2 separate regions of the Homo sapiens genome follow, and region 1 is linked to region 2. A link is an interaction called in ENCODE POLR2A ChIA-PET data of the cell type or tissue named here. Cell type or tissue: PC-9. All regions are shown on one strand. Links, peaks and the distances in the headings refer to the core of each region. The heading gives the core; the rest is flanking DNA.

Region 1 (16,710 bases), core at 6,099-8,598, 670 kb before region 2:
AGCTCTAGTCCTCTGCCTGTGATTTCCCTTTGACTTCCTAGACTTGTGTGACCTGTGTGCCTCCCTTAAAAAAAATTGACCTTGGGAAAGATTATATAAAAGGCAAGTGTCCTTTAATGGAGGGAATGTGCTAGATTGCCTGCTACTATGGCCCGTGTTAAAGCCTTAACCCTTAGAAAAATGGTTCTGGTTAACTTTCAGACTTAAAATCCCCTTACTAATTAAGGACTGTCTTATTGGAGACAGAATAGTTTCCTTAAAGGGATGTGGGGGCCTAATCGTGACTTTCCTGTTGATGGGACAGGATCAGGACTCAAATTTGGCTGCAGAGGACAATTTACTCCTAATTGTTGAAGGCAGAATTTTCCTGTTCACAGAAGCAGCATAAAGCCTGGTTTCCAGTAGGAAGGGGCAAAAAGGAAAAATTAGGAAGCTGCGGTGGACTGTAGCGGACAAGCAATGCGTCTTATGAAGAGGGTGTCTATTTCCACTAGGTGGCGCTGTTGGCTTAGGAATACTATGTGCCACCAGCAGCATAGTAGGGACTCATCTCACAACCGGGGTTTCAGAGACCTCTGTTCCTAGAAGATTGCAACAGCATTTTCCTGAGCTATAGCCCCGGTTATTACAGCATTTCCTGATCTTGCCTAACAGGATTACTTCCCTAGGCTGTAAAAATTCCCACACATTCGACACACAAAGAGAATAAGAGGCATAGCGACCGTGGATAGAAACAGAAAAAAAGTTTTGCGACAGGATAACTGGGGATCTTTTACCAACACCTGGGCAGGCTGCTGGAGGCTGAGTCCGGTCCAGAAGCTTTTGAATAACACTAGGAAATGCCCTGGCCAGAAATTCTCAGTTGCTTCAGAACTTTTCCCCGCCTTATGCAATGGCTAATTTTCCCCATGAACAGAAAAGCTGGTTTGAAGCACGGCCAACATTCCCAATGACCCAGGGTATTGGAGGGAGGGGGGTCTTCATGTTCTCCCCAGCAAGGCTGACATGCGAGTCTTTAAGAATGGCAGCCACACTAAGCATATCTAGATGGTTGACAGATGCTGTTATTGATTTGATTTGATTTTAAAATGGAAGCCAAGAGCCTCGGAATGAAAGGACAGGTTTTGAGTTTGCTCTTCTGCTCACCAACCCCAATGGATATTGTACCTTGGTTTCCCAGCCAACGCACCAAAAATGATATGGGTCTGTTGTCTGGAGAAACACCCAAGGTCCTTGTTCTCGCACGGAGAAAATTAGCGACACGGATACACGTGGAGTGGTTTAAGGAGTGGAATGTTTAATAGGCAAGAAAGAAGAAAACAGCTCCCTCATACAGAGGGAGGAGGGCTCCAAATGGAAAACCCCACATGTAGCAGAAAGCAGTCGGTTATATTGGGAGGCTGGACGACGTGGTGTTTGGTTTGCATAGGAGCCAGGGGATTGGTTTGACCAGGTGTGTCATTCACATAGCCTGCAAAAAAGCCAGCTCTCCCACCCTAGCCTTTAAATATGCACATATGGCTACCTGGCTGGTCACCATGATGTTCTGCATACGTGGCAACAAAGAAAAAGTCACGGGAACCACCATATTGGTTGGACCTGGCTTCTAGCCACCAGCATTTGCATATCAATGCTTGCAGGTCTGGTTTTTCAGGCCACTTTCTGTTAGAAAAGAAATGTTTTGGGGCTTGCTTTTTTATTAAAAGAAAAAGCCTTACCAAGGACTCTTTTCCCCTCTCTTGCTGCCTAAAATAATTTCTTAATAACTCCTGTAATACTAGTGATTCTTCGATCAGGAATACAACTTTTCTATAATTTGTGATTTCAAACGTGTCAAGATGGCAGTGACATCATTTTTTCCCATGTGCTTTCTGCTTCTTCGCTTAGAAAATCAGTGGCAGATTTCTCCCAGTAAAGAAGACATATTATTTTAATGTTGCCAAATATTTTATAAATTATTCCCTGACTTATGCTCAAACAGTGACTATAGTTGAAACATCATCCTGCAATGAAGCTCAAAGTATACCAGTCTTACCTATGCGTTCAGAGCTTCAAACAGTTTTTAAAATCTCCGTCTTTAAACGTGAGAAGATAAGCAAGAATTAACAGTTGAAGAAGGCTTCTTTTGTGAAAGAAAAGTACTGGGAAAACAAAACAAAACAAAACAAAAACTGGAGGAGAGAGATAATATAAAAAAGAAAATGTTTAAAGCTTATCGTTGTCTTAAAAGAAGTTTCGTTAATTAAACAAAAAGAGCTTTCTGATTTTAAAATTACTGTAGGCCAGGCATAGCAGTTCGCACCTGTAATCCCAGCAATTTGGGAGGCCTAGGCAGGTGAATTACTTAAGCTCAGGAGTTCAAGACCAACCTGGGCAATATGGCAAAACCCCATCTCTACAAAAAATACAAAAATTAGCCAAGTATGGTGGCACATGTCTGTGGTCTCAGCCACTCAGGAGGCTGAGGTGGGAGGATGGCTTGAGCCTGGCAGACAGAGGTTGCAGTGAGCCTAGATCACATCACTGCACTCCAGCCCAGGGACAGAGCGAAACCCTGTCTCAATAAATAAATAAACAAACAAACAAATAAAATTACTATGGAGCTATAGAAATCAAAATAGTGTGGTACTGACATAAAGATAGGCCTATAAATAAGGTAATGGAACTGAGAGTCCAGAAGTAAAGCCTTCTAATTGTGTCAACTTTTTCTTCAAAAAATTTGCCAGGCCAATTCAATGAGAAAGGACAGTCTTTTCCACAACTAATTTTAGGACTATTGAATATCCAACATGCAGAAAGGATAAATTTAGGCCTTTATCTCAAACTATGCACACAAATTGACTCAATATGGATCAAAGATCTAAATGTAAGAGCTAAAACTGTAAAACTTTTAGAAGAAAATGCAGGAGAAAATCTTTTTGACCTTGGCTAGTCAATAATTTCTTAAATATAACATTGAGACCACAATCCATTAAAATAAATAAACTATAGTCAAATTGGTCATCAAAATTAGAATCTTGGGTACTTCTAAAGAAATAGCTGACAGAATGAAAAGATAATCCACAGACTGGAAGAAAATATTTGCAATATGTTTCTGATAAGGCATTTACATCCAGAATATGTAAAGAACCAAATAGATGACAACAAGCTCAATAAAAACTTAAACAAAAAAATTAAATAGACAATTTACAAAAAAGAATAAAAAGACTCATCAGCACATGTAAAGACATTCAACATCATTAATTATTAGGTAAGTACCCTTTAAAACTATAGTAAGATACCAGTTCATTCGCATTTGAATAACTATAAACATAAAAGACAGACAAAAATAACAAAAGTTGGTAGGGAAATGGAGAAACTTCATATATTGCTGATGGAAATGTAAAATGATACAGGCAGTCAGAAAATAGTTTGGCAGCTTCTTAAAAACTTAAACATGAACTTACTATGTGACCTAATAGTTTCTCTCCTAAATACCTACCCAAGAGAAGTGAAAGTTATTTCCACAGAAAGACTTACATCTCAAAGTTCATAGAAGCATTCACAGGAGCCTAAATATAGAAACCATTCAAATGTTCATTAACTTATAAATGAATAAACAAAAATTGGTATATCCATTGAGTGAAATATTAGTCAACAATAAAAAAATGAACATATGTCATAATATGGATAAAATTATAAAAGCATTATACTGAGCAAAAGAAGCCAGATCAAATGATCACATATTATTAGATCCCACTTATATGAAATTTTCAGAAAAGAAAAATCTGTAGAGACAGAAAATAGGTTTGTGATTAACTAGCTCTTGGGGTGGGAATGGAGAATCATCAAAAGTAGTTGCTTCTGTGATGAGAATGATAGAGCTTAACCACTGAATGTTTTCTAAAGCTTTGAAATTCTATTTCTTTCAAATTGATATGCATGTATTATTTTGACAAAAAGTATGTAAACATAGATATCCGTTTTAAAAAGTAGAGTATGGAAATTGAAGGAATAACTTCACAGTGGAGAATTGTGGCAAACACAAACTTGGTTTGATGGTGAAGGTTAACATCATCAATGGTCAGTCATGTTGATAGCTTGCACCTGGATCTACTGTGTTGACAACACTTTGCTCATGTATTCTTCCTCTGCAAAACCCATTACCCTAGTCTACCCTTGAGGAAAAGATCAGCCAATCCCAATTGAAGAACAGTCTACAAAATACTTGATCAGTAATCCTCAAAATGGTTAAATTAAAAAAAAAAATCAGGAAAGTCTGAGAAATTGTCACAGACCAGAGTAGGCTAAGGATACGTGATGACTAAATGCAATATGGTATCCAGCATGGGATTCTGGAATCTTAGAGGAAAATAGTGATAAGTTGAATAAGTTGTTCAGTGTCATTACTAGTAATGTGTCAATATTGGTTTCTTTGTTTTGATAAACGTACCATGATAATCTAAGATATTAACATAGAGGAGACAGGATGAGGGGTATAAAGGAATTCTCAGTATTATTTTTGTAATTTTTCTGTATATTTAATACTATTATAAAATTAAAAAGCTTATAGAAAAGAAAATGTATGTCTACAATGATGCTCACCTAATGTTGAAGATAGTTGTTTCTTGTGCAGTAGGAAATTGGCATCTTATGCTTGTTTTTCTTTTTAAAATTCTCTTTATTACATACATTCTTTATAATAATAATGTATTTTTTAAAATCATAGCATGATTTTTCTTATAAACAAAACTCAACAGCTATGATGCCCGGGTTTCTGGCTTGGAATACTAAATGGATGGTGATTATATTAGCTAGCTATTACTGCCCTGGCACTACATAACAAACCACTCAAAACTCAATGGCTTACATTGGGTATTGGTTTTCTGTAGTTTAATGAGTTGGCTCTGAATGGGTAGGCTGAGCACCAGGCAGTGGGTTAGGTTCAAGTAAATACACATTCACCTTAGACCAGTATCTACCTACTACTTTTTCTCATAGCAATTGGTAAGACCACAGACGATGAGAAGAAACACATGATACCACTCAATCTGGCCCCTAACAGGCCACTTTTCACTTTACCAACATTCCAGTGGCTGCAGTAAATCACATGGTCAAGCTCAACATTTAGCAGGTGGGAAAATATACCTTCTTCAGTGGGTAGCACTGCAAAGTTGCATATCAAAAGACATGGATGCATAATTATAATACAAAAAGTCCATTGATGATTAAATGCAATGATTTAATCTACCTTAGCAGTATAATCAACTAAGAGGAGAGCAACATTTCCTATCTACATTTTCATACAAAATAGGGAAAGCAATCAGTTCTGCTCCTCATGGGATGAAGGGTAGGAACCTGAGTTTTCAGCACTCCCGAAAGCATTAGCCCACTTCCAGAGCAGCTTCACCCCATCCTTTCCTTTGGGCGTGATGATGAGCATTCAGAATCTCCCACCCCTCCCCTTATAACAGAGCCTAATGAACAACAGACACAATACTGACACTGCTCCAGCATGGATCTTCCCATTAAAAAGTATCTTTGATTTTCAAATAACTGCAGCTCTCTCTCCAAAGTCCCTTATAATTTTTTTCCCTTCTTTTTCCAAACATAACTTTCTTTTTTCACTTTTCCAAAAGTGTTTGACTAGGATTTTCATCTCATGATAATAATTAAAATCTCTAAGTGATTATAGACTAATAAAAATCCATCTCACTTACTTCTGAACCATTCCACTGTAAGAAAACTACTATTGAACATCTCTAAGTCTTTATTTCCTGTTCCATAAAATGGAACAATTAACACATGTCTTCCTTCCGCAAATGATTATTTTGAGAATGGATCAGTTAATTCACCTGTAAACACTTTAAAATCTCTAAATTGTTCTATAGTAGAACATGTTAATATTTAATTAAAAATTATGCCAGTCTGTATATTCTGAGACTATTTACAAAAATTTGATGACCTGACCCCAATATTAAAGGGAGGTAGTTTTCTTTTTTTTCTCTTGTCAAACGTATTGAACTCCAGAATTCTGTCTCATCAATCTTGCCTATTTCTGACAGCTAGTGCCATTGGAAGACATCCTATAAGAACAAATTTTTAGGTTTTGCCCAAAGAAAGTAGGTGATATCATTCCTAAGCTAAATTATTCAGCTTCTGGTTAGTTGCTGTAGAAATTAATGTATAACAGTATATTGCTAATTATTGAATGTGTTATTGCTTCACACCTAATTTTATGTTTTTATTTATTAATAGGCTTTTCTCATTTTAAGTAAAGGAATGTCTTTCACATCCATTATTCATTATTCATTAACTGCTAGTTAAAACAAAGGTAAGATGTGATAGGAATGAAATTTTCTAAATAATAATAGTGTCGGGGAAACATTCCATTAATACCAGTGCATTAAACCTTCTCGAAACTCCACAATTTGGATATTTGTTACAATCTAGATATGTGGCTATACTATGGATTTTTTTTACATACAAAATTATGGCTTTAATTAAATGAAAGAAGTTGCTACTCATGCTGTGTTTATGGATTTTTCAGATCAGAATGAAACAAAAATAAGTTTTAGTGCTAATAAAATGTATTTTTAAAATACATTTATTTCATCCATGAGGGTGAAGGCCCTTGGACCTGTAAAGGCTGACTGAAAAATCACTGACACAAAGCAGATTGATTAATAGGAGAAAAGACTACAAATTTATTTAACCTGTATGCACAGCAGCCTTCAGAATGAAGACTCAACTTCCCAATGAGATGCGGAAGCTTAGATACCACGTTGAGGTTACGGAAAGAATAGGGGCTCAGATCCTGGCAAACAGGTTAGAGGAATGGGAGAAGATGAATTATATTGAGGGGCAGTAAATGATTACCAGGGAGAAAAATTGCATCAGGGAACAGAAACTAACTTGTAAATAGTTACTTATAGTATTTAAATGATCCTTGGAAACAGTCATTTTCTTGAAAAAGAGTCTGTACAGGTGTGGTTATACCCTGGGTCCTCTTTTCTGCAACAGATAATGAGATAACAGGGTGGGGAACAGGACCAGTTGTTCTTGGTGAGTCAGTCCTATCTTTATGTAGATAGGGGAAAAGTCTCTTAAAACACTTGTTGATCTCTAATAATTTTTAATTTAAAACTTTCATTGTACCAGGGAGCCATAATTTGGTGTGAAATATTTTTATTTCCTTCACATAATTTACATATTGGTAACCGTAATAAGAAGGTGTTAGTATTTTTCAAGGCCCAGATTATGATGAATGCTTCTTGAGTTTTTTAAAAAAACACTCCAAAACAGTGAAAAAAATATTAATGGCAAATAGAACATCAAACAATGTACATCGTACTAAATAGAACATGTGCCATTTACAAGAACAGTGCAGATGAAGGGTAAGAATATTTGATACTTTCACACAAAATAAAAAAGACAAAAAAGATTTTCTTAAAGAGTATTAATTTTCAGTTGTTGAAATCTTAAAAATAACAACCTCCATTAACCAAAGCACAGCAATTGAAGACATTATCAGAGATATAAGCCAAGGCAGAACAAAAGGCCTGAAAGGAGGAGGCAAAGCCCAGTGAGACCATGGAGACCTCAGATGAAGACAGGCTTTTCACAACTCTTGCCTGTGTTACAATAGGCTGCTGACATTACCCCTCAAAATATTACCACTAAGCTATTACTGGAATCTATCTACATATTTCCATTTCCCTTCCAGTTGCTCACTTCACAAAAATGTGTCTAAGAGGAGATTTAACTGCAATACGGCTAGAGAGGTTGAGGACTAAGTCTTCCTGCATAAATTCTATTAAACGGCTGCCAGGTTTGTATGTCTGCTGCATAGCAGCAGGCCAATTCACTGACAGTGGGGATGCAGCAGAGAAAGAGTTTAATAACTGCAAGGTGCCAAACAAGGAAATGGGAAGAATTCTCTCAAGTGCTCAAATCCGTTTCATTGAGGGGTCCTGAGCAAAGGCTTTTAAGGGGATTTGTGGAGGGTGAGAGGCTGGAAAATTTGGGGTCATCAATTCGTCAGGGTTAAGGGGGATGAAACTATCAGGATATGGTAACTGCATTCCTCCATGAGTCAGCTTCTTACTAGGCCTTCCAAACCAGCTGGCATCCATTAATATGCAGAACCTAAAGAAGAAGCTCAAACAGAATGCCTGTCATTTCACTATGTCTTTGATTTTATGTCTAGAACTGAAAAAGAACAAAGAGTCTTGTGACAAGGGATACGTTTTCCTGGGCTAGCTAGTAAGTGGCAACCAGCTACAAGGAAGTGAGCTAAAGGGCAAGCTGGCTTAGCGATTGCTGCTGGAAGCCTAATAGGATGTTATTTTATATTTTTTCTTAATTGATTTTATAAAATTTTGTTGGGGATGATTTCAATGCTAGCTCTTCCAACCAAGTTCTGTGACCTTATACCAGTTATGGGACACCTCTGTGCTTCACTCTCTACAAGTAAATGGCAGTACTCAGTGGGTGATTGCAAGGATTAAAAGATAGAATATATTACAGCAATTAGTAAAGGGCCAATATATGACACTAAATATTTTAGTTTGAATATTTGACTTCTTTGAGCATCATTATCTTCAAATAATTCAAATTCTAGTGTCTTATGGGCACACTGGTTATATGTATGTTTCAACACTGTCTGCATGTTTTGGATTAACATAGACAGGATTTTATAAGTACAGATTTTCACTTTTAGATATGAGTGACTTGGTTTCTAAATTACTTGCATTCAATGAGTAATTGCCACATCTTTTATTTTTGGTTTAGTCAGCACAGTCTCTTTAACATAACAATTTATTCTCCACTTTGGCTTTTAACAACATGGTAGAACAGTCTGTTCTCCATGGGAGCTGTAAATAATAACACTAAAACACAAAATCTTGCATGCTATGATAAAACCGCTGTTTTGGCCAAAATTATTAACATTCTGTAACCCATCTATGAAGGCATTTAATTGAAAGGCATATTTGAAATGTGGGAATTAATATTGTCTAACAAGAACAGATAGTGCTGGTGATTCTGTTCTTTTGGGTTTAGATGAGTCAAAAGATCTCAGTCAATTCCTAGTTTGGCAGGTAGAGCTGGGACCATTAAATACTGAAGTATCTTTGAGTATTCATATGTTATATATTGATCTAGCTCTATGGGCTATCCCTCAGAAGTAATTGGGATTACTGTCTAGATTTCAAAATTGCAACCTGATTTGATTTATGCTATACAATCCATTTAATCCCCACTTGTATGTGTGCACTGTAATTTCCACCTGGGTATACTCAATCTGCCAACCTGGAGTTTGTAGCAGACAAATAATTCATTTAACAGCTGTTAAATAGAGGAATCCACAGGTAGCTCTTATTCAAATGTTAATTACTCTCAGTGCCTTGCTCATAAACCCATACCAAGTCAGGTAATTTAAGTTCCATTGCAGAGAGATGCAAAGTAAGATAGGTTACAGGCATCCTAGTGAAAAGGAGGATGGACTTAGTCCTAGAACTGAATGTGCCTAGGACCAAAAACCAATACCAGCATGGATATGAAATAGTGATGGATATTTGTAGGACAGTTGTTGTTTCCCACATGGTAAGAGTTTGCAAAAGGCCTAATGGTGAGAAAGTCATTGCAAATTCAGACTGTGAAAAGAGGCTGGAAGGAGTCAACTGTAAAATTTCCAAACTATGAGACAGTGCTGAGCCAGGACAGAGGTAGTCTGTTGTCAGTTGTTTGAAATACACTAAGTAAAGGAAGAGTGCATTTGGAACCAAGCAGATGATTTTACTGAAGCCAGACAATTTGAATGTTGTGTAGATGATCATTTTGTGCATGGTGATTCAGCAATGTGTTTGGGAGGTGTCAAAAGATAAAATCACAGCAAATTTAGCATAAAGATCTTCTTACTTGGCTTTTATTCACAATTCTAGAATCAGGCAACATCTCATTCTATAAAGTAGAATGAGTGTTCCAATAAGCCCAGCAGAGGAGGTTGGCTTTGTAGACAGAAAAAGGCTGAGGAAGGCAGAAACAGAACAAAAAGCAGATTGGTAATTTCAAAGTTACTTTCCTTGCAAAGGTTTCAGCAGAGGGGACTTCTTTATCACGTCAGCTAAAACGTGTCTGTGGGGATGTGGCTATTCTCTCTCCTGACTTCTTGGGAAGTCTGATAACAACTTAGTTTTGGCATGTTGGTGTGGAACTTCAGCATGAGTGACTCCATTTTGGTTTGATTTGTTGGACATAGTGCAGGAGCTCCGTCCAGACCAAGGGCTTCCTGTAAGTTTTATTTGACAAGGGGTTACTGGATTATCTTTTACCAGCAACTGTTCAGAAAAGACAAGTAACCTAAGGGAGAAAAAATCGATAGTATGATTTAGGATGAGTCAGTCTGCTACTCTGGACCTTAGTTTCTTTCTCTGTAAAATGAGGTGATTAAACTAAATAGGTCTTTGAGGTCCCATCACGCTGTCTGGTATTTGACTATCTCTGGGATTGCTAAAAAGGCAGGAACAGTGTGCTCTTATTTAGATACACCAAAAATGTCAAGTTCTAACTAAATGCTCATCTGCAAGGATGCCAAATCTTAGCAAACAAACATAAAATTAGGGTCAAACCAGGTGATCCAGGAGTAGGAAATGAGGGCTTTCTGAGGCTGACCTGCTTAGCCTCAGAACTCTTAATCCCTCTGCCCAATCAGCTCAACTATTCAAATTTATGTTTTTTTCATTTAATTACGTTGAGTATTGTTGAATATTTACTATGTACCAAATACCCCATAGATGCAAAGGTCTACACAGACTAATGATTGGTAATTACAGATTTAATTCCATTTTTTCCATGTAAATATGTAAGATTTCACTTACATTTTTACCTTCGTGTTAGGTTGTAGGTACTTATAGAAGACAGACAGTGCATATAAACGATTATTTTTATTGTCACTTGACGAATACCCTTTGTTATTGGTGGAGGTGATAAAGAAGAATTTAATTCGAAGAAATTTTTTGTCTTGTAGGCACTGGAATATGCATTCTGTTTGGTGACAACTAAAGATTTGTCTTTAGAGTAAAATTCAGTTAATCTTTTGGTAGCTATCTTGAACCTAGAGACAGAAAATATGTTTGCCAATTTCAAATGATAATTTTCCAGTAATGAATTGATTTTGATGTATTATGTGGGTTTATAAAAATCTTACCATTCATCAACTATTGATTATCAAGAAACCTTCAGGCTCTGTTATTTTTTAATGATTACATGCATATGAAAATAGCAAACATATATACATACAGAAAATGTGGGCTTGCCTCCTTCAAAAAATACATAGATTTTACAAGATCTGTATATACGATATCCATCTCCTTGTTTTCTAAATCTTTTAATATTTTTCTTAACTTGATTCCCCTCTATTCGTTTGATCTATTATCTACTTTTACTGCATCTCTTTTCATCCAGAGTTGCCATCCTCACCCTTTTATAAGGAATACCCTCCATTTTTGCAACTACATCCCCTGGGTATCTTTGTGCTATAAGGCCATAATAAGATGAGATGCCCAAATTTGGAGAAGATGTCAGTCTTAGAAGCTCTGTCATCTATTTTCAAGAAGCTACAATACTGACACACAGACTACTGATTCTTGCTTGTATCGCCTCAGATGTAACTTTATATCACTAAAATTGTTCCTTAAATACATTAGAATGTCCCCAGGAGATATTTCATGATCACAAACCAGTCCAAACTCATTTGACATCTCTGATCTTGTAATGGATACCACAGTTCTCACTAAAAATTGCCATGCTCCTTCCACTAATGTAAATGCCCTGAGTAGTACTACTACTAGTACTATTATCTCCTGCTACCATAAGGAATGCTCTGGAACCCAGGAGATGTCAAAGCAACATGGTTCTCTATTACAGTGTTTCTCAAAATAACCAGTGCACCAACTCTCAGTTAAGAAGAGTAAAGAGATTCTGCCAGAATGTAAATGAACACTCTTCCTCCTTCGTCAAGCCTATCTTGTTAGTATTAAAAGAAAAATATTAGCTGAACTAAACAATGTCCTCATTGACATGGCCAAGTTATGTTCTGATTCAAATTCCTTATCTCATCATGGACCAACTCATATAGACTGACACTGATCCGTGGACCACATTGTGTAGTTCTGCTCTATTGTGTGGTAGGGAAGAAAAATGGCTCTCCCTCTTCTGATATTCAACACTTTAAAAAGCATCTGAGCAGTAACACTGATGCCTCAGTGCTTGAAGAGTTTTCAGGGAAAGAGCCCATTTATGTTTATTCAAGGGAGAAGACTCACACTTGAGTCCATTGAGAAGTGGGGCTTGGACAATGTCTAATCCCATGCTTTCTTCACAATTAGCCCACTCCACCAACCACTAAGGCCTCTTTCTTGGATCAAGTTCATGATGCCAGATACTTTTCTCTTTTGTGATAAGGTCTCTTTTCCTCATTCCTCATGTAAATGGGCCTTTGGCAAGTCTGTCCCTCCGGATCACCAGATATGTCTTAATCCTGCTTAGACTCAAATTCATATTTAAACTGGGACTCAAGCCAGATGCATTTTTCAATGTCCTTATTCATTAGTTCACCATTTATTGAGCAGTATGTGCCAGGAAGAACATGAAGTACAGAGGTGGATAGGGCATAGCATTTACCATAAAGAACCTGGAGAATAGTTGGGGATAAGAATGTATAAAAATGCATATAATATTACATTAACTCTAACTGTAATAAGACAAGTATAAAAAGATGGTAGCAGGCAGATGTGATATATGATTAAAAGAATAGAAAAATATTTTATTAAGCTACAGTTGAACAAGCTTTGCAGAATGTTTATGATTTATAATAAGGCAGAAGAGTTAATGCAAAAACAGCATTAAGAGGACTGATAAACTATTGGATGTTTTCATTTGTGTTATCATTTTATTTGTACCCACTCTGTGCCATGTGGAACTTGACCTCATTGTTGATAATTTCTCATGCTCTGGTCTTTACTGACTACATAAAATAAAAACAACCAGTGGATCCAGGACAATGCTGTATCCACTACTTTTTTCCAGTCATAATCTTAGCTTACGCCATATAAACATCAAAAAAAAAAAAAAACCCATGATTTATTTCTGGTGTTTTATCAGACTAGTGCTTTGAAGATGTGAATAAAAGGACAATGATAGATCTAAATGGTTTGAAAGTTAATTTTATAGCAGCTATATTTGTGCAAGATGGTGATTATTATCTTGAAAGGCCTTACTATTATTTAAAAGCATTTCTCTTTAAGTCAGAGAAAACTTTTATACTATCAGTAATTTTCCTGCAGTCTCTCCATACTAAACTTAATTGCTTCCTGTGCTCCCTGTTAGATTGATTTGGATCTCATTAATGCACTGTCTAAAAGCTTTAGTTTATAAAAATGAATAATTTGATGAAGAATTACAATTAAGACTTGTTTCTTTAATAGCAATGTTAGTCAATTTAATGCAAATCAGTATGGTATATTTGGTTCCATTTTGAGACTACTGCTTCCTATTATATTCCATTTCAGCTAAATTTCTTGTTGATCCTTAAGAAATAAACATGAGTAATAGCTCACAAAGAAACTACCTCCCATTTCTTGTAGTATTGTAACATCTCAAAATGTTTACATGAATAGACAGAGGAAAAGCAACTCTTCTCACTTTACATAATAAAAAGATAACGGCTTCCTAGTGGGTGGCTGAGAGATTTCATGTCTTGAATACCAGGGAATATTTTGGGGAATATTTTGTTCTAGGCTTGTCTCTTAAAATAATTCTATTCTCCTTAATGAAAGTAAACAAATAAATATCCTTCATGGTCGGCACAAGGAAGGAAAATTAGTGTAGGAAGCACCTGGACTGCATGACTTTGCTCTGTCCCCAAGGTTCCCTTTTCCCTTGGGGTCTCATTAATTGCCACTACAGTCATCCTCAGGGAGGAGGATACTTCCCCTTAACAGTGCCCTACACATCCTGCTCCACCTGCCCTGCTGAGGCTGTCTGGAACACTTAAATAAGTGTTGGAGAATAACAAAAGGAAAAACAATGTGAAGAATATTGACTATACATAATGTGACTTGTAAGGCATCACTTACTATCTCTGTTCCCAGGCCACACGTGTGCTTGTATGACCTCAATAAAAAGTGGAGGGTCTTATCTAAATTCCTCTCTTCCTAGTAGAATGATATATTAGGCCATTTTTGCATCACTATAGAGAAAAGAGATTTAATTGGCTTATGGTTCAGCAGGCTGTATAGGAAGCATGGCACCAGTATCTGTTCTGCTTCTGGTGAGGGTCTCAAGGAGCTTTTTTGACTTATGGCAGAAGGTGAAGCAGGAGCAGGCACTTCATGGTAAGAGAGGGAGTAAGAGGGAGAAAAGAGAGGTGCCGTGCACTTTTAAACAAGCAGATCTTGTGTGAGCTGAGTGAGAACTAACTTATCACTAAGGGGGCAGTGCTAAACCATTCATAAGAGATCTGCCCCCATTATCAAATCACCTCTCACCAGGCCCCACCTCCAACACTGGAAATCGCATTTCAACATGAGATTTGGAGATGACAAACACTCAAACCATATAAAATGGCGAAAATATAAAAAGATGCTATCTTTCACCGATCATCAGATGCCTTATGGTCTAAGCTGAGAGAATGAGTTTAGCCCCTTTTTCCCATCTACCAGCACAATGGTCCTTAAACTTTAGTGCCCACAAGAATCACGGTGGAATTAGTAAAAATGATAATCTGAAGACCCTACTTCCAGAAAGTTTGACTCAGTAGGACACAGGTACGCTATAATTTTCCAGATATTTCTGGTTATTGTCTCTGAGAATGACCTTTAAGTAAAGTGAAACTTCATCCACAGTCTCAGCATAACCTTGCAGTTTCCATAGCTTGATCCAAGCATAATGATCCTTTCAGAATATAGGCATATCTCAGAGATACTGTGGATTCTCTGCTAGACTACCACAATAAAACAAATATGGCAATAAAGTGTGTCACAAAAATATTTTTGGTTTCTCAGTGCATATAAAATTTATACAATGCTATAGTCTGTTAGGTGTGCAATAGCATTATATCTTTAAAAAACAATATACATACCTTAATTTATAGACACTTTATTGCTAAGAAATGCTAAGGACCAGCAAGTGGAGCAAGATGGCAGAATAGAAAGTTCCCTCAATTATCCCCCAACCCCCACTCAAGGAGAACAGGTTAACAACTATCTCTACAGAAAAAACACCTTCATAAGAACTAAAAATCAGGTGAGCACTCACAGTACCTGGCTTTAACTTCACATTGCTAAAAGAGGCACTGAAGAGATAGAAAAAAACAGTCTTGAATCACCAAAGCCACCACTCCCCCCTCGGCACTCCCACACCACCTCCCGCCAACCTCCGGCAGCAGTGTGGTGCAGAGAGCATCTCTGGGCACTGGGGGAGAAAGAACAGAGCAATTGTGAGACATTGAACTCTGTGCTGTTCTGTTCTGTTAGAGCGGAAAGGAAACCCAGAGCAAACTCAGCTAACGCTACCCACAGAGGGAGCATTTAAAACCAGCCCTAGCTAGAGCGGCATCAATGATCCCAATGGTCTGAACTTGAGCACCCACAAACCTTTCCACTGAGGGCCAAAATGCTCTTGGTCTCTAAGTAAACTTGAAAGGCAATCTAGGCCATAAGGACAGCAAGCCCTAGGGCTGAAGTGGTCCCAGAGACAGTTGCAGGGAGCAGAGGTGGGGACACTGCATACTGAGACACCACTTGGGATAGCAAGAGAGGGCTGGCATCTCTCCCCTAAGCTGCACAGCTCACAGCTCCAAAAGAGACTCCTTCCCTCCCCTTGAGGAGAGGAAAAGCAAGAGTGAAGAGGACTTTGTCTTGCATCCTGGATACCAGCTCAGCTACAGCAGGATAGGGCATCAGTCAGAGTCAAGAGGCCCCCATTCCTGGCTCTAGCTCCCAGACAACATTTCTAGACATACTCTGGGCCAGTAACCAGGGAGTGGTTATAGCAGGTTTTGGTCAAAACCCAGCACTGTGCTGGTTTCAGGTCTGACCCAGCACAGACACTGTGGTGGTGGCTACAGGGGTGCTTGTGTCACTCCACCCACAGTTTTAGGTGGCTCAGAACAGAGATAGAGACTCTATGTTTGGGAGAAAGTAAGGGAAGAGAAGAAGAGTCTTCCCCTGATAATCCAGAGAATTCTCCCGGATCTTATCCAAGACCATCAAGGTAGTACCTCTATGGGTCTGCAAGAACCACAGCGTTCCTGAACTTGGGATTCCCCCTAAAACAGAAACAGCTTAGATCACAACACCAAAGTCATTTCAAATATCTGGAAAGCTTTCCCAAGAAGAAGAGCTTCAAATAAGCCAAGACAGTGAAGACTGCAATAAGCGTCTAACTCTTCAATGCCCAGACTCTGAAGAATGCCTACAAACATCAACACCATCCAGGAAAACATGACCTCACCAAATGAACTATGTACAACACCAGGGACCAATGCTGGAGAAACAGAGATATGTAACCTTTCAGACAGAAAATTCAAAATAGCTGAGTCGAGGAAACGCAAAGAAATTCAAGATAGTACAGAAAAAAATTCAGAATTCTATCAGATAAACTTAACTAAAATATTAAAATTAAAGAAACAATCAGAAATTCTGAAGCTGAAAAATGCAGTTGGCATGC
Region 2 (16,710 bases), core at 9,948-12,447:
GCTGAAAACTGCCGCGGGTGGGCAGTAATTTCAGTGTAACCTCTCTGAGGTGTTGGCATTGGAACTGAGAGGGAATGACATAAAAGAATCAGCTATATAACAATCTCAGGGCAGAGTATGAGGCAAAGAACAAAGTAATTAAGACGCTGAGACAGGAATAAGCTTGTTCAGTGGGTGTGGAGCTGGAATGGCTGGGCACGGTGAACAAGGTGAAACAAGATAAGGTTTGTGAGGTGGCCAGGGGCCAGATCGCACAGCAGAGTTTGGGGAGGAGGGACCCTCATAGGCTAAGATGTTTGAACTTTATACTGAGTGTGATCAAAAACCCTTAAAGGAAGGGGAAAGAGAAGAAAATGACATTTACTGGGCATCTAATATAGTACCAGATTTTAAAAATAAGTATAAATGTTTCTTCTGTGCACTCTATAAAACAATATAAGCATTCCCGGAAAACTTGACTTTACACAGTCACATGCTAAAAGTAACAAGCACTTTATGAGAAAAAAAAAGGAAGACCATCCCTATGCCACTTTGTAACCAAAATATTAACAAAGGCAATGTGAATAAAAATACAAATAAAAATGTTTAATATTAAGTTCCTAATAAAGATACAACTTTCAGGTGAAGGAAGCACACTAAGCAGGTAATTCCAGCACTTTGGGATGCCCAGGCAGGCGGATCACCTGAGGTCAGGAGTTCGAGACCAGCTTGACCAACATGGAGAAGCCCTAATTATACAGGAATCCAGCGATCTATTGGAAAAATAAAGGAGATGGGACCATATTTTAAGACAAGTTGTGGAAAAGGTTCCAGGATCAAACTGGGTAGGGTATAAATATTCTTCACCCATGGAACTGCTGTGGTTTCTTTTCTTTTATAACCTGATTATCAGTCAGGCGCAGTGGTTCACGCCTGTAACCCCAGCACTTTGGGAGGCCGAGGCTGGTGGATCACCTGAGATCAGGAGATCGAGACCATCCTGGCTAACACGGTGAAACCCCGTTCTACTAAAAATACAAAAATTAGCCGGGTGTGGTGGCGGGTGCCTGTAATCCCACCTACTCGGGAGGCGGAGGCAAGAGAATTGCTTGAAGCCGGGAGGTGGCAATTGCAGTGAGCCAAGATCACGCCATTGCACTCCAGCCTGGGCAACAAGAGCGAAACTACGTCTCAAAAAAAAAAAAAAAAAAAAAAAAGATACTTGGGGCTGTGAAGAGATGGGGGAGAATCGCACAACAACCCCCTCCAAAAACTTCAAAGACTAAAAACATGGCCAAACTAGGCCAACAGGAAGAATTCACAAGTGGCCACCATGGCTTGTTTCATTCAGCTCTTAGTGTACTTTGAGCTCGACTATTGTTACCTGATGCAAAACATGAATATGCTGGGGAAAATCACGTATGAACCAGAGCAATCTCCTTGTTGTACTGACATAATTCTCGTATTTACCAATTACATATGAGCCTATTCCGGATACAGACACACGCTGGAGCACAACCAAGTATTCTTTTAACTTACGGTATCTGTTTTATTCTAACTAAATTCTTAAGAGATAAGTCATGGCATTTTGCAAATATGGGAACTGAAGCTCAAGAGAGGCAGGTAAAATGTATCCAAAGTTTCTCCCAGGAGTGAAGCTAAAGGTTGCAGAAGTTATTCCTAAACCCAACCTCAAAGTTGCAACTACTCTTGGGAGGGCTTCAAACCAAGACCTTTAAATTCTACCATGTGCATTCACCATATTTATCAAAGACCATTAGCATGCTGTTATGGTTCCTGTCATTACCAGTTCTCACTTGTAACAAGTCACTTCTATGTTGATTTGTCAGAACAAAGGAGCCAACCAACCGATATATCTACTAGCAAAATACACATGAATCATCTGGAAGAAAACGCAAGAAAGGCAAATGAGGCTAGATAAAATGAGGCAGCTAGATTCACCAGCATATCTGACACAAAAAAGGGAACAAACCAAGTAGAGAAGCAACAAATTAAAAAACATACCCACTACAGGCTGGGTGCAGTCGCTCATGCCTGTAATCCCAGCACTTTGGGAGGCCAAGGCAGGCAATCATGAGGTCAGGAGATCGAGACCATCCTGGCCAACATGGTGAAACCCTATCTCTACTAAAATACAAAAAATTAGCCAGGCATGGTGGCACGTGCCTGTAATCCCAGCTACTTGGGAGGCTGGGGCAGGAGAATTGCCTGAATCCGGGAGGCGTGGGTTGCAGTGAGCTGAGATCGTGTCACTGCACTCCAGCCTGGTGACGGAGCAAGACTCCGTCTCAAAAAAAAAAAAAAAAAAAAAAGCATACCCACTACAAGAAACAGAGCCCAGAGATACAAAAGATTAAAGTACCTACTTTAATCTACAGACAAGTAAACAAAGGGTAAAAAAGGGAAAAGCCCATAAATACGTTCATTCCCCCCCCCCCCATTTAATAGTACCTTGTCTGTTTTAACAACATTCAGAGGAAAACAAAAATGTTACTCATTTAAATATTACTCTCCTTGGAGTTTTTTTAATCTGCTGACGACTTTTTTAAACTTTTATTTTTAAATATTTTTTAGAATATCACTAAAATACTGTTGCAATCATTTTAAGTTCAAAGTTTTAAAACCGAAAATCCTATATTCTCTGACAGTAAATTCTGGTTTCTAGAAAGTAGCTCAAAAACAAATGCGTCATCCTCTACTTTGGAAGGTTCCAAATGATAACAGAATCAAATCTACCAAGACCCCTCATCCCAACCAAATGTCTCTAAATACCAAGATCTCAGATTACCCTGGAATTTTTTTTTTTTTGAGACGGAGATTTGCTCTTGTCACCCAGGCTGGAGTGCAATGACATGATCTCAGCTCCCTGCAACCTCTGCCTCCTGGGTTCAAGGGATTCTCCTGCCTCAGCCTCTGGAGTAGCTACGATTACAGGCCACCACGCCCTGCTAGTTTTTTGTATTTTTAGTAAAGACGGGGGTTTCACCATGTTGGTCAGGCTGGTCTTGAACTCCTGACCTCAGGTGATCCACCCACCTCGGCCTACCACCAAGTACTAGGATTAGAGGCGTGACCCATGGCACTGGACCCCAGACCCGCTATCCTGGATATTTTCATCAGTGAGCTAGAAGTAGAGGATGTTGCCTCAGCTCACTCTGACAACTCGGTGTTGCCATCACCTACTCCCATTTCTTCCAACTCTGAACCTCCTCTATTCTCCAACTCTGTCTTGTCGCAACTCATTGTCATTAAATGAAAATCTGAACTGGCGCAGGTGTAATCTCAGCACTCTGGGAGGCCACGGTGGGTGGATCGCTTGAGGCCAGGTGTTCCAGACCAGCCTGGCCAACACGGTGAAACCCCATCTCTACTAGTAATACAAAAATTAGCCAGGTGTGGTGGCACACGCCTATAATCCCAGCTACTCAGGAGGCTGAGGCATGAGAATCACCTGAACCCGGGAGGTGGAGGTTACAGTAAGCCAAGAGCATGCCACCACACTCCAGCCTGAGTGACAGAGCCAGACTCCGTCTTAAAAAAAAAAAAAAAGAACGCCTCTGCCAGCCTACACTCAACAGTAGAAAACACGGGAAAATACAAGATGTCCCCATGCTAGATTGTGATAGATTCCATGCTAGCAGATCAGGAGAGGAGGAGGTCGGAAGAACCAATCTGGGCCACAGAATCACTTGTGCAACTGGTTTAAAGAGACAAAGGACACAGAGTATACACATCCTTTGACCTCTGAGGGAAAACCACAGTCAAAGAGAAGGGCAGCAGTAGATGTATGGACTGGGTATGCAAGACCATGAATCAGAAAAAAAGCCAGGCAAGAATCATATGCCAGTATCAGGTAAACGTAAGGGTTCAAGTTAGGAAAAAAAAAAAAAAACACACACATGATGAAGGGTCTAAAGAGACTGCAGAATACATAAATATCAGGAAGAAGTGGGCAAGCCCAAATAACACCCCAATTCAGGTTTAACTGCTACGGTCAGGCCAAGGTCTTTGAATCTTTTACCCACATTTTGAGTATATTCCTTGTTTCCCCTAGCAAGTTCTACACTGTTTTCAAGCCAAAAGGATTCTGCAGATGACAAAAACCAAAGAGCAGGGTGCCAGGTTATCAAGCAGACCCTCAAAATTCTTACAGCACAGCCAGTCCCAGTGGCTCATGCCTATTGTAATCCCAGCAGTTTGGGAAGCTACAGCAGGTGGATCACTTGAGCCCAGGAGTTCAAGACCAGCCTGGGCAACATAGTGAGACCCCCATCTCTACCAAAAAACACAAAAATTAGCCGGGAATGGTGGCGTAGTAGTCCCAGATACTCAAGAGGCTGAGGTGATAGGACCACCTGAGCCCGGGGAGTTCAGGGCTGCAGTGAGCCATGACCGTGCCACTGCCCTCCAGCCTGGGTGACAGAGTAAGATCCTGTCTCAGAAAAAGAAGAAAACTCTGACAGCAGGAACACAGTAAGTTCTAAGGACAATTAATTTGTGAAACTGGATGTATCTCCTTTCCAGTTTTGTATATGTGAATCACTCACAAAAGCAACAAGAGTCTACTGTACTAGCAAACGTATACCTCAGTCAGAGCCTCATAGGATTCAACTCAACAATGGAAAGGCTAAAGAGTGCCAGGCACTGTACCAGATGCTGAGGGTCAAGATGGGTGAGAGAGACCTGTTTTCAAGGAAGGATCTCTGCCTAGTGAGATGAGGCAACAAATAACTCTCAATCAAGGAGAGGCCTGTGCTAGAAACACATGACTAGTGGTCATCATTGGCAAGGATGTTAATTTAAGACTGTCACGGAAAGAAGCCTAATGCTTAATCTTCAATCAAATAGTGTAACTTCATGCAGGCAACATGTTATGGCATGTAAATTTTTTTAAAACAATATAATTATCCAAACTTCTTCTCTAATGGGATATAAGAAACTTTATATAATGGTCATTCTTCTAAGTACTGTCCTTTATGAGAAGCATTCAGGGTTCCTAAGCTACAGCTGTTCAGATTTTCCCTCCAAAACTCTTAAATTTACATTTAAGAGCAATCAAAATTCCTTATCATTTGTATCTTACTTCTTATGTATGCCTTACAAAATTGAGGCACCATAACTTCAGAATCCTCATACAGCTTCAGAATACAACCTAAAGACATTAGCACCAATAAATGTAACTCATCCATGCTCTGTCATTCAGAACGTCGACGTTTCTGAGTACTGACTCTAAATCCATAAAAGTAGAAAAGTACAATTCTATACTCCTTTGAACGAGTATTTTCTAAATTCACTGAATAAAATTAAGTAATAAAATTCATTTAGGTTTATAAAAGCATGTTTTTAAATGAAGAGTACAGAAAATGTGTGTGCATAAGTTCCTGATAACCCTTCAGTTATTTCTGCATGTATACATACCCTGTGTTGTGCCATATGGATTTTTAGTGAGAATCCATGTTAACGTTTGTGTAAAATTTAACATATATATTTGAAGTGACTGATAAAGCAGTTGTCAGTTGTCAACCAGAGCAGTGTTGCCTGGAGAAAAGTAGGGATTCCACTCCGGAAAGCAAAAATTTTTTTGAGACGGAGTTTCACTCCTTCACCCAGGCTGGAGTGCAGTGGTGCGATTTTGGCTCACTGCAACCTCCGCCTCCCGGGTTCAAGTGATTCTCCTGCCTCAGCCTCCGCAGCTGGGATTACAGGCACCCGCCACTACACCTTGCGAATTTTTTCCTCAAACTCCTGACCTCAGGTGATCCACCCACCTCAGCCTCCCAAAGTGCTGGGATTACAGGCATGAGCCACTGCGCCCGACCAAAAAACTTTATTTTTAAGAAAGGTACAATCTTCTTTTTCTTGAAACATCTAATCGGCCGGGCATGGTGGCTCACGCCTGTAATCCCAGCACTTCGGGAGGCCAAGGCAAGGTGGATCACCTGAAGTCAGGAGCTCGAGACCAGCTCTTCACCACAGTAACATACTGAGAGTTCACTGCCAAAAATGAGACAAAGACTCTCCTACCTAGTCTCCTGTTACTGCTGAGAAGAGGGCCATGACAGTGCCCTCAAAGGAAGGCTAGTGTCAAAGTCACAGTGCAGCACAATTCTGTGCACCAAAACAGGTGCTCCCTTTCTCTGAGGTTGCTCCAGTTGAAGTTGAAAATGAGCACAACTAGAAGGCAAGCCCCTTTACTGGTAAACTAAATAGCCAACAAAAAGCTGCAAGTGACACAATTGCAAATGACACCAACTGCAACCAAAAATAGCATTAAAATCTAATATATCTGTCACCTTGACATCAATAACACATACATCTAAGTTTGTAAGTCATGACAGGATCGGTGCAGTATCAGAAGCCATAGTTCCACAAATCCCATTGTGCCAAATACTATAATTATTAAAGTCAACCACTATGAGAACCCCAATATTCACCTAATGTCCAAACCCTTGGCAAAGCAATACCTTTGAAATAAGACAAAATGTAGTACTTCTGGACAACCAAAACCTCCTAAAGTTTGCACTAAATTATTTTCTAAGTATCAAGCTTGGATAGGATTCAAAATTCACCAGTTGGCCAGGTGCGGTGGCTCACGCCTGTAATCTCAGCACTTTGGGAGGCAGAGGCCAGTGGATCACCTTAGGTCAGGAGTTCAAGACCAGCTTGTCCAACATGGTGAAATCCCGTCTCTACTAAAAATACAAAATTAGCCAGGTATGGTGGCACATGCCTGTAGTCCCAGCTACTCAGGAGGCTGAGACAGGAGAATCACTTGAACCCTGGAGGCAGAGGCTGCAGTAAGCCGATCGCACCACTGCACTCCAGCCTGGATGAGACAGAGCAAGACTGTGGCTCAAAAAAAAAAAAAAATCATCACTGATTCACCACTGGTCTAAGGACCCAGTCATGAAACAGAAACAACACTTGTTAATCATACCACTACTCTAATTCTGCCAACAAGTCTGAAAAATGAAAATAAGTGTTTACAGAAATATACAGTTACAGCTCTTTAAGAACTGACTGAAAAGCACAGGAGAAATTAACATCATTTTCCCCCTTCTTTTGACCATCCTATCCAAATCCAAAGAAATAAAGTTTTTAAAAGCTTAACCACATGCCTCGATTTTTCAATTTTTTTTTCAAAATGGTAATAAGAACATCAACAGTTCAAAAGGTTACACATGAAAATAAGTCTCTCTGACATCTGACTACATAATCTACCTACCCCAACAGCATTGTTATCAGTCTCTTCCACAGCTTTCTAGAGTCACTCTAAGCACACACAACAAGCATATATAAATACACACATACTCATACACACTGTATTGCATGTGTCCTCCTTTCCAGTCTTCTACCCCTTAAGTTAAAATAGCAGCCAACCGGCCAGGGGCAGTGGCTCACGCCAGTAATTCCAGCACTTTGGGAGGCCGAGGAGGATGGATCACTTGAGGTCAGGATTTCAAGACCAGCCTGGCCAACATGGCGAAACCCCATTTCTACTTAAGTACAAAAAAATTAGCCAAGCATGGTGGCATGAGCCTGTCCCAGCTACTCAGGAGCCTGAGGCAGGGGCATCACTTGGACCCAGGAAGCGGAGGTCACTGTGAGCCAAGATCAACGCCATTGCACTCCAGTCTGGGTCACAGAATGAGACTGTTTCCAAAAAAAAAAAACCAGTATTTTCTGACCCTTTGTCTTTTCATTTAAAAGTATCTTTGAGAAGGTCCCTTATTAACAAAAAAATCAAACACCAAATCTAAATAAATATATAAAAGAAGCATTGGCTGGGCACAGCAGCTCACACCAATAATCCCAACACTTTGGGAGGCAGGAGGACTGCTTGAGTCCAGGAATTCGAGACCAGCCTGAGCAACATAGTGAGATCCTCTCTCTACAAAAAATTAAAAATAAAAAAATTGGCTGGGCATGGTGCTGCTCGTCTGTAGTCCTACCTACTCAGGAGGCTGAGGTAGGAGGACTGCTTAAGCCCAGGAGTTGGAGGGTAAAGTGAGCCATGTTCACACCACTGCACTCCAGCCCAGGTGACAGAGCAAGACCCTGCCTCAAATAAATAAATAAATAAATATAAGTAAATAAAGGAACACTTCACATCTCTCACCAGGTGTCAAAACTAGTGACCTCTGCCAGCAGGACACAAGGAAGTCCAAGGTCAAAGATGTATTCCCATGATACACCTGGGGTTTTTTTGCACAAGAACACAATACAATAACAGTCTGCACTCCTAACCCCAGTCTGTAATTTTACAAATGTATATCCGTTACTAAAGAGGACAGAGAACAGTAATTTAAAGAAAACCCATCATTTTACTAGGGGAAAAATCTTAAGCATGTATATTACATTGTTATATGAATGAGTGCCAAAGAGCACTGCTACAGCTACAAATCGTATCCTAAAATCCTTATTTTTTATAAGTTCTGCCCCATAAAAAGGTAATTGCAGAAAAAGAAAAGATAAATTCATTATCTATTCTCATTACCTTATTTCAGAAACCCAAAGTAGATGAGTCAATTGCCTTATACTGTGAGTTAATGACATATGATAGCCACTAAACAGAAATGTAGCAACATTAGTATACACTCTTCCCAATTAGCCTGTTGAAATTAAAGGAAGAGAATAAAACATCTCTCCCTAACCCATAAACTGTGTTCTATTCACAGTTGAAGGTAACCACTAAAATATGTTATTACTATACCCCATCTGGCAAGGTGTTTGCTTATGCTCATGTCACATACTTTCCAGACTATTACTCTATGAAAGGCTGTAGATTTTTAGTACTTAAATACTCTAAAAAAAATTTCCATATAGATCCCCGTCAAAACTCATAAAATTGAAATCATGGCCAGTCGTGGTGTCTCACACCTGTAATCCCAGCACTTTGGGAGCCTGAGGCTGGCAGATCACTTAAAAGTCAGGAGTTCGGCCAGGCGTGGTGGCTCACGCCTGTAATTCCAGCACTTTGGGAGGCCGAGGCGGGCGGATCACAAGGTCAGGAGATCGAGACCATCCCGGCTAACAGGATGAAACCCCGTCTCTCCTAAAAACACAAAAAAATTAGCCGGGCGTGGTGGCGGGCCCCTGCAGTCCCAGCTACTCAGGAGGCTGAGGCAGGAGAATGGCATGAACCCGGGAGGCGGAGTGTGCCATGAGCCGAGATCGTGCCACTGTACTCCAGCCTGGGCAACAGAGCAAGACTCTGTCTCAAAAAAAAAAAAAAGTCAGGAGTTCGAGACCAACCTGGCCAACATGGCAAAACCCTATCTCTACTAAAAATACAAAAATTAGCCATGTGTGGTGGCGGGCGCCTGCAATCCCAGCTGCTCGGGAGACTGAGGCAGGGAGAATCGCTTGAACCCGGGAGGCAGAGGTTGCAGTGAACCAAGATTGTGCTATTGCACTCCAGTCTGGACAACAGAGACTCTATCTCAAAAAAAAAAAAAAAAAAGAATCCTAGGATCTTAATAAAGGAATTGAAGTATCGAGTATACTCATTCAAGTATTTGCACAAATAAGAGAACTTCAGGTAACATTTCATCTGATCATCTTAATAGACATTTATAGAAGCTAAGTGATTTACTCATGTAACCATGGCTTTACAAAGAATTGGTTTAAAAATACTTGTTTGCTTAATATTAGACCCATGTTAAAATGCTACCCCATTCAAGCAGATGCAAACTAAGAACAAAAAACAAAAGCATCCACTCAAAAACTGAGTCACTGAATGTCTCTTTACAATGTCCCGCTCTCCACTGTGCTGAAAAAGACACAATGAGAAGAAAAGAGAAACACAAAAGGTTATCAGGAAAAAAAGCACTTATTGATTCCACATCCGATCTCAGACAAAATACCGAAGATATCAAATAGACTGACACCTAGTTTATTAAAAAGTTAAAAAAAAATCCACCATTTTAAGGTAATTAAAATTTTTAAACATTTAAAAAGAAAAAAAAAAAAGCTTGAGAGTCCAGAGTACAATTTCCTTTTTTTTTTTTTTTTTTTTTTTTGAGATGGAGTCTCGCTCTATTGCCCAGGCAGGAATACAGTGGCACGATCTCAGCTCATGGCAACCTCCACCTCCCAGGTTCAGGCTAACAGGTAGCTGGGATTACAGGCACATGCCACCACACCCGGCTAATTTCTGTATTTTTAGTAGAGACGGGGTTTTACCATGTTGGTCAGGCTGGTCTCGAACTCCTGACCTCGTGATCCACCCACCTCGGCCTCCCAAAGTGCTGGGATTACAGGCATCAGCCACCGTGCCCGGCCCAGAGAATACAATTTCATATAAAAAAGAATTACTGTCCAGGCACAGTGGCTCACACCTGTAATCCCACCAGCACTTTGGGAGGCCAAGGTGGGCAGATCACCTGAGGTCAGAGGTTCAAACCAGCCTGGCCAACATGGCGAAACTCCATCTCTACTAAAAATACAAAATTAGGTAGGTGTGGTGGCACATGCCTGTAATCCCAGCTACTCAGAAGGCTGAGGCAGGAGAACTGCTTGAACCTGGGAGGTGGAGGGTGCAGTGAGCCAAAATTGCGCCATTGCACTCCAGCCTGGGCAACAAGAGCAAACCTCCGTCAAAAAAAAGAAATTACTCTATTAAGATACCGTAATGACCATCTCTGACCCTTGCAGCCCAGAGTTTTGTTTTTTTAAATTCTACCTCCTGAAACCTTCAATAAAGGGGAAAATAGGTGGCAAACTTCACAGTTTAAATGTTCAACAGGTATTCCTCCTCCCTCATCCCTCAAACCTATTCATTTCACATAAATCTCCTGAATCTGGGTACTCTATGTTTACCAAAATGTATTAACCTTTCAGCATGATCCTTACAGTCCACACTAATTCTGAGTTACAAATCTAAGCTCTCAGAAAGCAGAGCTTTCAATCTAACTCATTTTGTTTGATTCAAAATCATGCTGAAAAGCTTACATTCTATACATAAATATTAAAAATTTTGGGCGGGTGCGGTGGCTCACGCCTGTAATCCCAGCACTTGGGGAGGCCGAGGCGGGTGGATCACGAGGTCAGGGGTTCAAGACCAGCCTGGCCAACATAACGAAACCCTATCTCTACTAAAAATACAAAAAAATTAGCCGGGCATGGTGGCACGTTCCTGTAGTCCCAGCTACTCAGGAGGCTGAGGCAGTAGAATCGCTTGAACCCAGGAGGTGGAGATTGCAGTGAGCCAAGATCATGCCACTGCACTCCAGCTTAGGCAACAGAATGAGTCTTTGTCTCAAAATAAAAATAAGAAATAACAATTTCAGGCCAGGTGTGGTGGCTCACGCCTATAATCCCAGCACTCTGGGAAGCCGAGGTGGGCAGATAACAAGGCCCAGAGGTTCAAGACCAGCCTGGCCAACAAGGTGATATCCCATCTCTACTAAAAATACAAAAATTAGCTGGGCGTGGTGGTACACGCCTGTTAGTCCCAGCAATTTGGGAGGCCAAGGTGGGTGGATCACCTGAAGTCAAGAGTTCAAGACCAGCCTAGCCAACATGGTGAAACCCCATCTCTACTAAAATTACAAAAAAATTAGCCAGGCGTGGTGGCCAGCACCTGTAATCCCAGCTACTTGGGAGGCTAAGGCAGGAGAATCGCTTGAACCCAGGGGGCGGAGGTTGCAGTGAGCGGAGATCACATCCAGCCAGTCTGGGAGACAGAGCAAGACTCCATCTCAAAAAAAAAAAAAAAAGAAGGATGTAACACCAAATTAGTTGCCTTTATAGTCAATTACCCTGGTTGGCTGGAACTAATACAGCACAGTCTTACCATAAAAATTTACTGAAGGGAGATGGTTAAGAGACATTCTTCTGGTAGATAAAACTCACTTACATTGTATAATACATATATCCTATACTGAATGTTAATAAATTAATAGTAATGGCTCAAATGAAACTCCAGTGCAGTCAGAATGCTGTAAAACAGTGAGATCTAAAAACACTATCTTAACTTAGGTACACTACTAAGGAAATAATGAAGAAAAAACCTAACAGATTAAGAAAATAAAGTTCTAGCTGGGCGTGTAAGCGGACACCTGTAATCCCAGCTACTGGGGAGGCTGAAGCAGGAAAATCGCTTGAACCCAGGAGACGGAGGTTTCAGTGAGCCAAGCATGTGCCATTGCACTCCAGCCCGGGCAACAAGAGTGAAACTCCATCTCAAAAAAAAAAAAAAAAAAAAAAAAAAAAAGAGTCCAAAATCTTAAGCATCATTATACCTAACTACCTGACACATATATAACCAGATAAAGTCAACTTACTGTGACACAATTCCTAACTAGACTAGGTTTTCCCCCAGTACTGTGGCTACTATTCCAGAATTAAAAGGGCAAAACCATCCATTTTCTTTTTTTGTGTATGTGACGGAGTTGATGCTCTTGTTGACCAGGCTGGAGTGCAGTGGCGCAATCTCAGTTCACTGCAGCCTCCGCCTCCCGGGTTGAAGCTATTCTCCTGCCTCAGCCTCCTGAGTAGCTAGGATTATAGGCGTGTGCCACCACTCCCAGCTAATTTTTTGTATTTTTAGTAGAGCTAAACATTTTATCATGTTAGCCAGGCTGGTCTCAAACTCCTGACCTCAGGTGATCCCCCTGCCTGGGCCTCCCAAAGTGCAGAGATTACAGGCGTGGGCCACCGTACCCAGTCAAAACCATCCATTTTCATCTAAGAAACTAACAAATTTTTCTTCCTTTGCAACTCTGGCAGCACTAAAATTTAAATGAACAGTTAAATGTGACTATAGCACACCTAAATCTTTAAGGTCTAACTCAAAAAGAAGATGCTGCCACATTACAGTGGAACAGGGCTGTCACTGCTCCCATTTTAACACAGGCCCTCACAATCCATTTTAACATGAAAATGGTATTAAGAACTCTGCCAAATGCTGGAAGGAAAAAGGTCCATCCGTTCAAGAAACATCGTAGTTGGGGCAACAAAACAATAAACAGTTATGGGATTTGTGATCTTCATTAAGTGCAATGGAATCTCAGAGAAGAAATATCCTGAGTCAGGATGGCCAGAAAAGGATTCATGGAAGAAGGGGGACTGAAACTAGGCTATAAGAAGGACAAAGGGAACAACAGCATGCACAAAAGCAAAGTAGTGAGTATGGCAAAAACTACCGTATTTGAGAGGCCGGCAAGAATCCCAACTAAGAGTGAGAAATAAAGCTGAATAGGTAGAATGGAACCTTCTTAAAAGCCAGACTGAAGCATACAAATTCAATCCAGTTGGCAAAGAGAATCCATTATGGGTTCTCCAGCAGGGGAACTGACAAGATGAAACCAGTACTTTAAATAAATTACACTGTCAGTAGTTACAGAAGATAAAATGAATAAGAAAGGTTGCTCAGGGCAACCAAATAAAAACTTAATAATCCAGACCTACAACCATTCATTCATTGAGAAGACAGACTGCTAGGTAACAACACTGGCCTAGAATTCACACAAACTGGGCCTAAATTCCTGCTCTGTCCCCTACTACCTGAGCCTCAATTTTCTCACTGTTAAATTCAGGCATCAGCACTCAGACTGTCACAGTACTTGTCAAAGCACCTGTATAGTCCTGATACATAGAACTTTTGACTATTAGCAAAGTGAACACTAGTGCTAAATTAAGTATGGTTAAAAATGGGAAGTGAACATAAGATAAGGCTCATAGAGGAACTGAACTTCTAAGGACAACTATCTAGACAGCATCTGATAATACGGAAAAGAATACACAGATAAAAAGTGGTCAGGAAAAATAAAATAAAACCACCTACCCAAAGTAATCACTACAGCCTAAAAGGCAGACCCTAGGTTCTGCTGGACCCAAACCTTGAAAGAGTTCCCTTTGTATTTAAAGAGTTTGCCTGGCACGGTGGCTCATGCCTGTAATCCCAGCACTTTGGGAGGCCGAGACGGGCGGTCAGGAGTTCGAGACCAGCCTGACCAACATGGTGAAACCCCATCTCTACTAAAGATACAAGAAATTAGCCAGGCAAGTGACAGGCGCCTGTAATCCCAGCTACTTGGGAGGCTGAGGTAGGGGAATCGCTTGAACCCGGGAGGCAGAGGTTGCAGTGAGCCGAGATCGCACCATTGCACTCCAGCATGGGTGACAGAGCAAGACTCTGTCTCAAAAAAAAAAAAAAAAGAGTTGAAGCTGGGCGCGGTGGCTCACGCCTGTAATCCCAGCACTTTGGGAGGCCAAAGCGGGCAGATCACAAGGTCAAGAGATGGAGACCACATGGTGAAACCCCGTCTCTACTAAAAATACAAAAATTAGCTGGGCGTGGTGGCGCATGCCTATAATCCCAGCTAGGAGGCTGAGGCAGGAGAATCGCTTGAACCCAGGAGGCGCGAGGTTGCAGTAAGAGGAGATCGCGCCATTGCACTCCAACCTGCACTCCAACCTGGGCAACAAACAAAGTGAGACTTTATCTCAAAAAAAAAAAAAAAAGAAAGAAAGTAAGTTGAAAAATGTTTCAAATGGTGCAAGTAGGCTTAAGAAGTCCAACCCAGATGACAGAATAGCAACAAAGGCATGCAAAAAAGATCCACCACCGTACCTACACCAATCATGTAAATTATTCATAGTATATGTAAGCCTTAAACCACAACTTTTTAAGAGTAAAAAAAACCAAGCTAAGTTTACTTCAAATGGGTTACTTAGGAAATGGAGCTATCAAATCCTTCCTATGACATTATGCCCCTACTAAAATAAATAACAAGCAAATAAAATGTAATACAAAGAAACAAACTTCAAAAATCAAACCTATCAGGAGCAACTTACACTTACAGGATGCTTAGAATGTCAACCATTGTTCTAAGTACCTCTCACACACTAACTGGATCTTCTTAACTCTATGAAAGTTGACTGTCCCCTTACACTGATGAAGAAACAAACACATTAGGGCCAGGCGCAATGTGGCTCATGCCTATAATCCCAGCCCTTTGGGAGGCCGAGGCAGGCACGTTACCTGAGGTCAGGAGTTCGAGACCAGCCTGGCCAACATGCTGAAACCCCATCTCTACTAAAAACACAAAAATTAGCCGGGAGTGGTGGCAAGCACCTGTAATCCCAGCTACTTGGGAGGCTGAGGCAGGAGAATCACTTGAACCCAGGAGGCGGAGGTTGCAGTGAGCCGAGATCGCGCCACTGCACTCCAGCCTGGGCAACAGAGCGAAACTCCGTCTCAAAAAAATAAAATAAAATAAAATTTTAAAAAATAAATAAAACGTATGAGGAGCTACTACCCCAACATCACAGCTAGTAAAGGATAGAGCCTGAGTTTGAACTCACTTTAACCACTATGCTACAACACAAAGACTTCAATGATTTTTCTTACACAAATTTTTTGTTTGTTTGTTTTTGAGAGGGTGTCTCCCTCTATCGCCCAGGCTGGAGTGCAATGGCGCGATCTTGGCTCACTGCAACCTCCACCTCCTGGGTTCAAGCGATTCTCCCACCTCAGCCTCCCGAGTAGCTGGGACTACAGGTACCCGCCACCACGCCCAGCTAATTTGTGTATTTTTAGTAGAGACGGGGATTCACCATGCTGGCCAAGATGGTCTCAATCTCTTGACCTCGTGATCCGCCCGCCTTGGCCTTCCAAAGTGCTTGGATTACAGGCGTGAGCCACTGCACCCAGCAAGACTGCATCTTATTAAATGGTGCTAGGGAATTCAGCACAATGATATGAGTTCTATCAATTTCATTTACCCATGTAATCACTCGACCCATTTAGTACAGACGCTCAACTATAGATCATAAACTTGATTAGAAACACAAGTTTTTGGAAGGATGATCTACACGGATCAAGACTAACAAAACAGCTGGGAAAATTCCGCAGATTCAGTCATCTAAGACAGACCCAGGTTTGAATCCTAGTGTTCATTTAATAATTTTGTGGCCTTGAACAAGGGAATTAACTTCTTTGCATCTCTGTTTCATCATCCACAAAAAAAGCCCAACACTATCTACCTCATAGGATTAGCCTAGGGTATAAACAGCATAGAAAGCACCTCACACCTCCTAGAGCATAGCCCGGAGCACCTAGTCCCTCTCCTCTGGCTCTATGGTTACAGGGCAATTAATTGCACTCTTACCGAATCCAATCCCAGAGGGGTAAACAGCCAAATCTCTCCAGCATCAGCGCTCTCAGAGTCTTTTCTTTTTAACTTCAAGTTTCTATTGGTGGCAGAGCAGGAGATACCACCTTCGTGGTACCTAAACTGAACGATACTCAACAATTCTTTACTACACAGCTCTAGGGTCCTAGCCCTCCTCTACTACCAGAATGTCTGAGCATAAAGTATAAATGTCTCGTGTTAGCTGCTTTCCTTTTTTGCATTTCAGTGACTTATACTGTAAATGTTATTTGTGAAATGAGTCCAATTCACATGCACTAGAAAAATACAAGTTCTAGTGAATACCAATGTTTCTGCCATGCCTCTCCCCTGACTTCCTACCATTCACATTCTTCTTTATTCTTTTTATATAAATGACACCAAAAATTGAACAAACCCAACAAATTATTTCAACCAACTTCATCAAAATGTGTCAAGTCAGGAATTCTTTATAATAGTACTGCTACAAGTTGTACTAGGGAGATTCCTTTGTCAGCTACTCGTCTGACAAGGTTGTATATATACTGCACTGATAGATTTAATCAACAAGTTGATGTTCAAAAGGTCTATT

Evidence for each region. ChIA-PET counts read pairs that join two places held together with the same protein. Peaks named below come from ENCODE experiments on the same cell type or tissue, not always from the same donor. Only the 100,000 strongest peaks of a DNase experiment are listed, where the experiment ranks them.
Region 1: POLR2A ChIA-PET joins it to region 2 with 6 read pairs; 2 of 35 experiments call an interaction of 5 or more read pairs at or near these places.

Annotation. Positions count from the first base shown.
Region 1 is chr3:176,513,930-176,530,639 of GRCh38, forward strand. It overlaps MIR7977 (microRNA 7977), which reads left to right and starts at 1,174; the gene lies at 1,174-1,222. In PC-9, for the core only: no CTCF peak of the experiment used is centred there; no DNase peak of the experiment used is centred there.
Region 2 is chr3:177,177,946-177,194,655 of GRCh38, forward strand. All of the region lies in intron 1 of TBL1XR1 (TBL1X/Y related 1), which reads right to left. Among named protein-coding and RNA genes, the nearest start is that of TBL1XR1, 11 kb to the right of the region's middle. RefSeq lists a silencer at 3,536-3,830 and an enhancer at 15,755-16,345. In PC-9, for the core only: no CTCF peak of the experiment used is centred there; no DNase peak of the experiment used is centred there; H3K27ac peaks cover 723 bases.